Regions from separate parts of the Homo sapiens genome. Here region 1 is linked to region 2. The links are chromatin contacts, found by Hi-C in ENCODE. All regions are on one chromosome and are shown on one strand. Each heading gives the region's core, a stretch centred on a gene start or an enhancer-like site at or near the end of the contact. The rest is flanking DNA. Distances are from core to core; before and after follow the strand shown. Region 1 overlaps SLC24A3 (solute carrier family 24 member 3). Region 2 overlaps BFSP1 (beaded filament structural protein 1).

Region 1 (6,185 bases), core at 2,827-5,326, 2.2 Mb before region 2:
TCAATATATTTGGCTCTGCAACATAACATTCAGAAATGAGAAGGGGAAAGAGAGGTACTTACCAGGAAACTTTTTCATCATAAATAAACTGTGAAAAAATAAAAAGAATAGAAGATTAGACACACACACACACACACACACACACACACACACACACACGCTTTAAGGCTGCACGCAGTATCCACCTTGTTCCTGGGATGGTGTAATCAGGACTGGGTTGTCCTGGGACCTGGAGTCCCTGTGGGTAAACTTCCCTCTGTACTGGTTTGGCCTTTGGCCAGTGTTAGTGGAAGGAGGTGTTGGTAGATCAGGGTGGGCATGTGTGGAAAAGAACAGCCTCAGGTAATTCCCTTCTTCCTGCAATTTCTGTACAACATCAGAGTGACAGGGAAGTGTGACTAACCTGCTTTGTAAAGCAAGGCCCATTGTAGAATCTTAGATCTGCAAGGGGATGTAGGAGCTCAGCAGGTTCTTCCAAATATTAGTCTCTGTAAGATTTCTGCATGTCTGTGCATCTTCAGTTTTTATGCAAGTGCTTGGACTTCTATGGGCTCAATTTTTTCTTTTAATTGATTTTTTTTTGTTTCCTTAAAATAATTTATTTTCAAAGGAAACTTCACATCACAACCAGAAGTAGGGGATCAACACTCCTTGCCATCACCCCGAAAAATAAGTGCATTAACAACAAATGGTGTTTGCAAATCCCATCTGGACACTGTTGGCGCCCAAGCCCTGGGCATGGTCCTGCCCTTTCACTAAGGAAGATTATTAGGGGTCAGAAGCAGTCAAAGGCACACTAGCACCCCACTGAGGTTTACTCATCAGTTAGGACTTGAAAGAGAATACAGAGAGAATACACGGCAGGATTTAATCTACTGAAGTCCTGGTCTATATACCATCTAAAATCATTTCCCACCTTGTGGGGGCATGGGGGGAAGCCTAGTGTAATCCTTTGATTATACAGGGAAACTGAGTCACAGAGAACATAAGTAATTTTCCTAGGCTTGCTCCATTTGCTGCAGAATTGGCTCGAGAACTCAGCCCCAGCTCCGAATTTGGTGTCCTTTTCATGACACACATGGCTGATGACATGTTGCCGAAACCAAATGAGTACACCTATATTTCATAGAAGTAGGAAGCCGAGGACATGGTTCATAGCTCTTTCTTCTCAAACTCCTGAAGGACAACTGCTTTGAGTATGGTCGTCTCAGAGCGGCCTTTCCTTTAGAGGCAGCAGCCCTCTGCAGACTGAAGCAGACACTTGCAGGACACTCTGGGTGTCAACTGCCATCACAACTTGGAGATGGGAAACTCAGTTAACAAAGCGGGCATGGCATCAGCCTCCAGCCAGGGCAGTAACCATGAGCTGGGTAGAGACGTAGAGAACACCTCAGGGCACCAGTCACAAAGCGCATAAAGCAACTCTTTCCAATTATCTTGAAGGTCAAAATGAGGATGAGGAGGAAGGAGCTGTGCTCATTTGTAACTCATTCTTCCCAACAAGCCATTGGAAATGTGGGCTTCATCATTTTTGTTACTTTCATCTTTATTATCAGATTCAACAAGTTGACATTGGGATGACAATGTCAAACTAGAATGGGCAGAGAATTAAAGAAATAAAGGCAACAATCTCATAATCCAGGTTGAATGGCATGGTACCCAACCCCTAGAAGGCATTGACAGCTCTTTTGTATAACCCCCCCAACTTTCTTTTTTGAAAAAAGATTGTTGCCAAAAAATCATGGAGCAGATCAAATTATTTAAGATAGAAAACATTTTCTATTAATTGAAGTTAATTCAATATTAGTCCTTGCAGCAGGCTGGAACAATCAATTTGTAGCCACTTAAGAGAACAGAAGATATTGAGAAAGAGTTTATTAGACCAGGCCAATTTAATTTTCTTCTATCAGGGAAGGCAGGCAATAACATAGAATATGAAAGCAGCTTTTAGAAAGCCCTTATTCTGAGTGATCCTCCCCATAGGTGGGGCACAGATTCTGCAAAGGAAAAGCTTGGAGATCGCTCACCCTGGAAGAAAGTACTCTTCCTGTCTGCTAGCAGTCAGCCCTGAGATTCATAGGACTTTAGCTACTGATCATTTCAATGATCATAGCAAAGAAAAAATGAGATTGGGCTTAATTTTAGGAGGGACCCCAAACAGGAGCACAATAATCAGAGAAACAGTGGGCAAATCCGGGTGAGATTGGACAAAATATGCAATTAGGTCCAGAGCTTCATGACCCTGGAGTCAAGAGGATGGTTGTGGCTTGGGGAGCTGTGGTTGGGGATATGGTTCAGGGAGGCAGACAGGGAAAGAGAAATGCAGGTGATCTCACTACAAGTACTAACTAATGGAGGAGATCCGGAAACATGCAAATAACTGATATAGTTTCCCCTTTGATCTCTGCCTTGTGTGAAGATGCCCCATCACTCAGAATGCATAAGGGTAGATGAAGAGGAGGAGGATGAGAAGGCGGAGGAGGAGGAGGAGGAGGAAGTGGAGGAGGATGAGAAGGCGGAGGAGGAGGAGGAGGAGGAGGAGGTGGAGGAGGAGGCCTCCACAAAGTCAGGGCTTCTCTACCCTGTGGCTGATGGCAAATATCATTCGGGTTTATCCTTCTCCTTTGAGAGGACTGTGTGGAGGAATGAGAGGACTCAGAAAAGAACAATGAAATGAACAAAAGGGACTAGAAATCAGGACTCTGAGAAAATCTAAATTGGCTTGGCACAGTGGCTCATGCCTGCAATCCTAGCACCTTGGGAGATCAAGGTGGGAGAATCACTTGAGCCATGAGTTTGAGGCTGCAGTGAGCTATGATCTGGCCACTGCATTCCAGCCTTGGGGAGACAGCAAGACCCTGTCTCTAAAAAAACTCTAAACAGAAGCAGGGCTTCCTCATCATGAGAAAGAAGGTGGAGATGAGCTATCAACTGCCTGTGAACATTCAGTGCTGTTATTTGGAGAACAAGCAGCTGGTCATCGCCTCTTCCGAAGACTGGAAATTAGGACTGGCGCTGTTTGCAGAACGTTCCATCGGGAGGGTACCTTGCTGGACCATCTTGATGGAGCATTTGAATCGCTCCCTCAGAAAACTCTACAAACGGCAAGGATGAGGTTCCTTTCACTTGAGTTTGCTGAAGGTTAGGAAATGAATTTGTTATTCCTTAAAGATTTCATGTTATTCAATACATTTAAGACACGTGTTGCGTATCCCTCTGTAGTTTATGCTCTACTAGCTGAGAGTAAAAGAAATCAAAGCAACATCCCCCATCCCTTAGATAAGTATTACTAGTGTAGAAGAAAACTTGAAATCATTTCTTTCTAGACTAGAACAAGTTGCACCCGCAGTTCCTGCAAATGACCACTAAGTGGTGCTCACGTTCCAGTCCTCCCTCCATGTCCAGCCTGCCAAGGTAGTGAAGTTGAAATGAAGTCAGTTCAAGTCCATTTTCGCAGTTCTATTAAATCTCCTGGAAGGAAGGGAATCACCTCAAGGCAGGCAGCCTACTGAAGGCGGCTTTAGCCGCTGCTGTCTTGAGGCAAGGTGGTGTTCCAGGGGCAGGTCCTGCCTGGTGCTCTGTCCTGGGGTCAACACTCTGTCCTCAACGATGAGTTGCACTTGACGGACCTCCTGTTGTGGGCTTTGGAACTGACTCAGCTTCTTCCCCATCAGATTTGTGAAAGCAACCCTTGGGTAAGCGTTCTTCTCTCTGTGCCCTGTTGGTTCTGTTTGGGGGCCAGGCTCTGCGATAGCCCAGAGACCACCAAGGGTGATACTGATAGCTGGATCTCAGATCTGCTGAGCACCAGCTGGTCAGGGGGCCTCTGCCCTCTGACCCACATGTGGTTCATCCAAAGATACCCTTGGCTTCGCCCTGAGGTTTCCACGTGTTCTGCTGCTGAGCTAAATGTTCAACAGGAATGAATTTGAAAAAAGCACTCATTTCCTCCAGGCTTCAGAGAAACGGCTGGGTACCATGGAAACCGGCTTTTCATTCCTGGTGTCTGCTCCAGAATTCTTCCAAGCAAGACGGGCTTACATCAGGCCGGCGAATCCCTGGATATCAGAACAACCCAGAGAGCTGCCAAGGGAATGGAGTGCTCAACATGGAGGAGCAGGGGAGGAAGAGCCAGGAGCCCCTAGTATACGCGGGAGAGAAGAGGCTGGCTGAGCTGGGAGGCAGGTGGCTGTCTCAACATCGCCATGTCAGCCCCTGGGTTTGCTTACTGTAAATTGTCACCATGAAGCAGGAGAGGCTGCATTGCTGAAGCTAAGACTTCATAGCATGTATTGTAATCACTGGCACCATGAGAATTTTAAGCAGTGAAAATAATGGGAGAAAATCAACATCATCGTTTTCTTTCAAGAGACTGAAACCTGAAACTCTTTCCTTCCTTGCTGCAAAGAAAACAGCCCCCCGTAGACTTTTCCCACTCAATATCACGGGAACTCCCTTGAGTGGGTGTAGTTCTCACTTCTTCAGCTCTTGGGTGGGGGTGCAGACGGCTTAGCTAAGGCCATGGTGATTTCATCTGAGGAGAGGGATCCAGTGGAATACACTGGGAAGCTGGCTGTTAGGCACCAGTATCACTTATATTTCAAAGTTAAGCAGAAATTCCTACTTCAGGATGTCTTATAGGCTTGATTGATGAAGGTTGTGGTTGCAGAAGGGCAGGGAAAAAATGACCTACGGGCAGGGCTTTAGCCGAGCTGATCATGTTGTATAAATATATGAAGGCAGGCTACAGGAAAGAAAAAAGGGCAAGTACTGAGGATATAGGAGATGGGGGTTGTTAAACTGAAAGGACTATGTTTGCTGGGCAGGGAAAACCAAAATCAAGCACATAGCTACAGTTTCCACGTTGTTTTCCTTGTTAGAGATGAAAGGCTCCTCTCTGGGGTCTCCAGGCCAGCGGATGCACTTCCCTGTCCAAGCAGCAAATGAGAGTGTAACCGGCCTCCTAGTTTACCCAGTGTCATTAAAGCAGGACTTTCCTTCCTCCTGTTGACAGCAGGGATTACAAAACAGGCGACCTTTGTAAGACCATAGTCGATTTGTTTAAGGATCTTAAAATTCTGTCAAAGTCATTCTCGGTGAGGATCTTCTTGCTACCATAGTTATTCCGACTTTGCCAGAAAGAGAGCTGAAATGTAATGAGGGCAAAATGAGCTGAAAGACCTGAGGGCTGAAATGTAATGAGGGCACAACGAGCTGAAGGACCTCAAGTTTTCCAGTATGAGAATGTCTTAAAGAACTGAAAGTAGATCTACCCTTCAATCCAGCAATCCCACTACTGGGTATCTACCCCGAAGAAAAGAAATCATTCTATCAAAAAGACACCTGCGTGAGTATGTTTATCACAGCACAATTCACAGTTGCAAAGATATGAAACTAACCTGAGTATTCATCAGCTAACGAGTGGATAAGGAAAATATGGTTTATATACACCATGGAATACTACTGAGCCACGAAAAGAAACGAAACAATATCTTTTGCAGCAACTTGGATGGACCTGGAGGCCATTATTCTAAGTGAAGTAACCCAGGAATGGAAAATCAAATACCGTATGTTCTCACTTATAAGTGGGAGCTAAGCTATGTGTATGCAAAGGCATACAGCGTGGTGGCATGGACTTTGGAGACTTAGAAGGTGGGGGGGTGGGAGGAGGGGCAAGGGATACAAAAACTACATATTGGGTATAATGTACACTACTCCGGTGAAGGGAATGCTAAAATTTCAGACTTCACCACTATATAATTCATCCATGTAACCAAAAACCACACGTACCTCAAAAGCCATTGAAATAAAAAAATAAGAACCCCAAGTTTCTAAATTGGAGAGAGAAGAGGTTAATTCCCATGAAAAATGGGTGCAGGAGGGGAGGGTGATGGGTCAGAGGGGCAGGGCCTTGGAGGTCAGCCAGCTGCCGGTGATGGACAGACTTCCACATGACCTCTGAGATTTCTTCTCTATCACAGAAAGGGCAAGATACAATCATTTCCAGATTATTTCAGATTAGTTATTTTAATGAAAAAATTCTAGCAGGGGGTGGCTGGAGCTGTTCCCTTCTGCCTAAAAACTAGACCACAAAGTAAGTGAAGGTAACCCTCGTCTCTAACAGGGGGAGTGGGCGGTGGGGTAGGATGATTTTAAAGACTGTAAGAGGAGGATTTTATTGGAGG
Region 2 (5,534 bases), core at 3,035-5,534:
CCATTCCCTGGAGCGTCACTTCCCTTTCACCCACTGGGGCTGATGGCTCCTGCTTTGTGCTGCGCTGACATCCGAGCACAGCGTATGGCTCGCGGCTCCAACCAGCCTTCATTTTCTTCGAGAGTGTGCATTCCAGGTTTTCCCTTTCACAGAAGGGAAAACAGAGGCTTTGAGAGTCAAATCCTTTTCTAGAGTCTCTTAGTAGGTTCATGGCACAGCCAGGTCTAAGCTCTGGTCTCCTGGTACTTGGTCCCGGCATGTCACACTCCCAAGGAGGTTCAGACTTTGAAGACAAAGCAAAAGGCATTGATGGCTGTGCTGTGGGCCTGGCTTAGTCTTCTCAGGCTACTATAACAGGACACTACAGATGGGAGGGCCGACAGGCAGACATTTACTTCTCACTGTCCTGGGTGCTGGAAGTCCAAGATCAAGATGCCAGCAGAATTGGTGTCTGGTGAGGGCTCTCTTTCTGGCTTGAAGACGGCTGCCTTCTTGCTGTGTCTCACGTGACAGACAGACAGGGGGTGGGGGTGGGGGCTCTGGTGTCTCTTCTTGTTCTTACAAAGACCCTAATCACATGATGGGGCCCCCCATCCTCATGACCTCATCTAACCCTAACACCTTCCAAAGGTCTCCTAAAACCTTCATCTTGGGAGTTAGTTAGGGCTTCAACACAGAATTCAGGGGGACACGGATATTCCGTCCATACCAGGGCCCCGCACCTTCTCTGCCCTTTTCCTCTCTGCATGTCCCATGAGTCTGACTCTGGCCTTCTCTGTGCAGGAGAAGCTCCTGACGGAGCGGGAGGTGGCCGCCCTGCGGAGTCAGCTGGAGGAGGGCCGGGAGGTGCTCTCCCACCTGCAGGCGCAGAGAGTGGAGCTGCAGGCACAGGTACGCTCGAGTCTGCCGCGTGTGCATTGGGGCTTCCCACATGTTTCATGGAGGTGTTACGCGCAGGCACACGCATGCAGCTTGAGGAGCTGTCACACGCTGAACATATCCTATGTTCCTGGCAGAAACGGGGTTTTCTGAGTGGGTGGCCAAGCGCTCTGCTCTGGCCTGGACTGAGGAGTTTTCCAGGACACAGGGAGAGTCCTGAGCTGGGGGACACAGGTGCCACGCTCATTCCTGGCCCCTCAGAGGTGCCCCTTGGGACTCCTTCGAGTCATGCCCTCCCCACCGAGTCTTAGGCTTAGGCTGCCCCAGTGTCTACATCATGCATTCATTTTGCCCAGGTCAAGCTTCGTAAGAATAAGAAGAAACGGACACCATAGGGATTTTTATCCTCCACTTGTTCAAATCTGTGCTTCTGTTTTCCTTCTCATGGTAACAGTTCTCCTTCGGAATTTGATTACAACCCGGCAAGAGTGGTTGTATCAGTGTTTGCTTCTAGTTAGAAACGTGTTGGTGGAAAGCTCACATTTCTACCCCCACCCCTTTTGGGTGAAGCTTAATTTGAAAACAAAACAGAAAAGCCCCAAACTGTCCTGTGGCCTGTGCCTTCTTGGCTACTTGCCGGCTCATCTTCTTTGTTCCTTCCGGTTCTCTCTCTTTCTCATTACCCTACAGCAGGTCATTCCACAGGGACGCTTGGGTTAAAATACTGCACCTTTGTATGGCTCTCTAACCACATTTCCCAAACCAAAAAGTAAGTTGACATTTGGTTTGACAAGTACACATGGGGACAAGAGAGCAAAACGTGTAAAAATCGGACACTTCAGAAAGCCTGGACCATTTGGATGTTATGTGTTACTCTGTCTAAAAATGTGAAGCCACAACTAGATGTAGCGCTTTTTATTGATTTCCAGTGCCCCCATGTCTGCTCAGGATTTCATTTTGGGACCTTGGAGTTCACATCCTAATTCCCATCCCAGCACGCACCACACAAAACTCACAGTGCAGCAGCTCTCAGGGGCTGCTGGAAAGCAAACCCGGGTCTGTGGTGGTCCCCTGAACTGACGATCGCAGCAGGAGGAACCAAGTAAGGCACTTAAAACTCCTCCTTCTTGTGAGACAAACCCTGGCTCAGGGACCATGTGCCTCATCCTGGTGACTGGGGCCTGTGTGGTTTCTTCTGAGGCTCTGACAGGATAGAATAAGGGTTGTATGTGTTTGTGTACATGGGGTGTGTGTGTGTGATATACATGGTATGTGTGATATATGTGGGATGTGTATGTGAAGTGTGTGTGGTGTGTGTGTGTCATGTGTATGTGTGTGTGCTGTGTATGTGAATAGGGACGTGGATACAAGCCCAGTCGTGGTCCTAGAGACCAGTGTTTTCCAAATGGCTAGTGACAACTCATTTTTGGATGTAAAATGAACTCAGTAGAATTGACTGGCATGTAAAAGGAAGTCAACAAAATGCTAGACTAAAATATAATAAGAAAAACAGAGTGTACAGCAAGTGAAAGGGAGGATTTGTTTTGTGAAGCCCTTGTTTTATCTCTCTATATCCATATGGATATGTTGAAATACACACACACACACACACACACACACACACACACCTACCTATCTGATGTGTATGGCTCGCAATGAGAAATGTGGTTTTTCCTGGGGCGGTGGTGATAAAGTTGAAAACCACTGCCCTAGAGATACTGAGAAAGATGAAGGAGCCCAGCCTAGATGGCAAATTCCAGTTCCAGGACAAAAAGAATGTTCCTCTCTTTATGTACAGGTATTTGTTGAATATCAAAATAAGAAATTTCACAACAGATTAACCTGGTTTCTGAGAACATGAAATGAAACCGCTGGTTGGCCGCCTGTTTCTGTCCTGAGTGGCTGCAGGAGGACTTCCTGGCTTTTCCCTGCTGCCCTCGTCTCTAAAGCAGGGTCTCAAACATCTCTTCTGTGCTGCCTCCTCCACTCCCACCCGTGGCATTCTGATGGAGACCGCTTCTCAGAAAAATGATGGTAAAGGCATAAAATAAAATACAGATAATTTAAAGGAAACCAGGCTGGGTGTGGTGGCTCACGCCTGTAATGCCAGCACTTTGGGAGGGCAAGGTGAGTGGACTGCTCGAGTCCAGGAATTTGAGACCAGCCTGGGCCACATGACGAAACCCCACCTCTACAAAAAATACAAAAATTAGCTGGGCGTGGTGGTGCGTGCCTGTGGTTCCAGCTACTTAGGAAGCTGACATGGGAGGACTGCCTGAGCCTGGAGAGGTTGAGGCTGCAGTGAGCTGAGACTGAGCCACTGCACTCCAGCCTGGGCAACAGAATGAGACCCCGTTTCCAAAAAAAAAAAAAAAGAAACTAATTATATTAAAACAGTTATCAAAATATTACTGAATCATTTTAAATAAAATGACAGATGTGCTTATACTCACTCAGTAACAAGCTATAGCATGTAGCTGATGAAACACGGCTGTGTCCATTTTCTGTTGCTGCCTTGATGAGTCACCACCAGCACCCGTGTCATCGCAGTTGTGTAGGTGGGAAGTCTGGGTGGGTCCTATCGGTTTCTCTGCTCTGGGTCTCAAAAGGTAGAAAGAAAGATGTTGGCCAGCCTGGGCCCTTGTCCAGAGGCTGTTAGGGGAGAATTTGCTTCCAGTCTCATTCAAGTTCTTGGCAGGAGTGAGGACCCTGTTTCTTTGCCGGCTGCTGGCCAGGAGTGGCTGTCAGGGCTGCCCAGGCTCCTTGGCTTCAGGCCCCTCCACGTTCGGAGCCGGCAGCGAACTCTGAACCCTCTTCCTGCGTCTCATCTCAATGACTTGGACTTACACGTTTCTCTGACTTCTGTTTTTAGGGGATAATCTTGAATAAACTCCTTTCCTTAAAAAAGGGTAACTGATTAAGAACTTTAATTATATCTGCAAAGTCCCTTTTTGCCATGTAACATATTCAAGGGTGTAGCACCAAGGGGAAAAGGTCACGGGGGCCAAAATTCTGCCTCCTTAGCTCTGATGAAAACCCAGACGTGGCTGGGTGCGCCCGGGAGCTCCTGACTCAGTGGGTCTGGGGTGTGGCCCGGGATGCTGCATGTCTAGGTGTCCCTGTGATGGTGCTGCGGCTGGTCCAGGAGCCACACTGAGAACCACAGGGTAAGGGCGGGTCCCAGGGAGTGGGCGAATGTTCCACCTGGTCCCCCTGTGTCCCAGGCTTGGGCCTCATTTCAAATGTTTGTGGCTGGGTTTTTGCTGGTTTTAAAGGTTTTAGTGGCTTCCCAATGTAGCAGCTAAGCTAGAGCTGAAGGAAGATGTGGCCGCACACCGCCGGGCAGGGCCCGCTCTGTGGCCGGAACTCGGTGGAGGGCGGGCCGAGAGAGAGCGTCTGCTAGCACCAGGGCCGTGGCAGCGGGTTCCGCCTATGGTTAGGGCGTCCGAAGCTTCCCGAACTCTCCACAGCAGGGGTCGTCAGGGTGAGGTCCCCGTCCCAGCAGCGGGGGCACCACCTGGGAACTTGTCAGAAATGCAGATTCACAGGCACCCCAGACCACTGACCCAGGAGCTCTGGGGCGGGCCGGTGCGCCTTGTTTAAGCCCTCCACGTGGCTCTGCGGGCTCAGTCTGGGAGACGCTGGGCGGACGATGGGAGAATAGTGCCTGGGCTTGGAGCTGGAAGCTGGAAGCCTCTCCTTCAAATAAGTGCACATATACCCGTAAGAGCCCCGGAGGAAGCACTTCGGACAGGTGGAGAGGAAAGGACAGGTAATTCTAGTTCCCTAAATTGCATGGACTGAGAGTTTCTGTGACAGGGAAGTAAAGAAAGTCACTTTTTAAAATTGCAAAGTGGGAACCGCCCATGTCTCATTTCTCATTAAAGTCACTTAGCACCATCTAGTGGTTTAGTTTGTGTAAGACAGTATGTAATGAGTTTCCTTTTTTTTTTTTTTAAGACAAAACAAAAACAAAAACAAAAACAAAAAAAAAACCTTACACCTAAAGGTGTCTGGGGTCCTAAGGACTGAGGTGAGAGCTCACCCCTCCAGATGGGGCTCGCGTCAGGCTCCTGCCTGTGTCGTGCCCTCAGCGGCTCACAGCCCAGTGGGGAGACAGATATAAACCAGGCAATCTAACGGTCCAGGCAGAAACAGCAGTCACCTGGCTCCGGATAAAGTTCAGGTTGCCACATGGCCCCACCGTTGGAGGAACCCTGGGCCAACCTCTCTTCTCTTCGTCTCCTGACCCCTCCTGCAGTTTCTGGGACCTCCCCTTTGCTCATTCCTTCTCTCCTTTCTGGAAGTCCCTTTCCTTCCTCGGTTCCCAGGACCGGTCCTGCCTCCTCCTGGAAGCCCCTTTCTTCCTCTGAGATGCCCTGGGCGTGCCTCCCCTGCTGGACTGCGGCCTTCTAGAGGAGGGTCCGTGTCTCATTCTCCTCGGCCAGGCTGGTGCTGGGTGGCAGTGGACGCCGTGCCACAGTGGCTCTCGTCACAGGCATCTCCATTCCTGTTGAGCTCCTGAGACAGGAGCTCTTACTGGTTTTCCTGAACACTCTTCCTTCTGATGAAAGGTTTAAATTATGGAGCTGTAAAAACCACATCGGTATAGACATCAGTCCACTTTTATAAACCAAGTCATCACTTCACTGGAC

The links. A loop is a pair of places that touch in the nucleus more often than their neighbours do. Pooled maps may share reads with other maps.
Region 1: a loop to region 2 is called in a map of mammary epithelial cell, with 25 times the contacts of the local background. The contact joins two enhancer-like sites. A Hi-C loop is called at or near these places in 4 of 168 maps with a recorded cell type or tissue (chondrocyte, mammary epithelial cell and naive thymus-derived CD4-positive, alpha-beta T cell) and 7 of 50 pooled maps.

The regions. Positions count from the first base shown.
Region 1 is chr20:19,659,767-19,665,951 of GRCh38, reverse strand. SLC24A3 (solute carrier family 24 member 3) reads right to left here. Exons shown (of 17, transcript NM_020689.4): 8 at 63-88. Among named protein-coding and RNA genes, the nearest start is that of RIN2, 95 kb to the left of the region's middle. Within about 2 kb of position 4,076, at least 4 of the 41 ENCODE cell types and tissues checked have a DNase peak (open chromatin) inside an H3K27ac peak, as active enhancers do.
Region 2 is chr20:17,504,246-17,509,779 of GRCh38, reverse strand. It overlaps BFSP1 (beaded filament structural protein 1), which reads left to right. Exons shown (of 8, transcript NM_001195.5): 5 at 784-891. Among named protein-coding and RNA genes, the nearest start is that of BFSP1, 24 kb to the left of the region's middle. RefSeq lists an enhancer at 4,745-5,268. Within about 2 kb of position 4,284, at least 19 of the 41 ENCODE cell types and tissues checked have a DNase peak (open chromatin) inside an H3K27ac peak, as active enhancers do.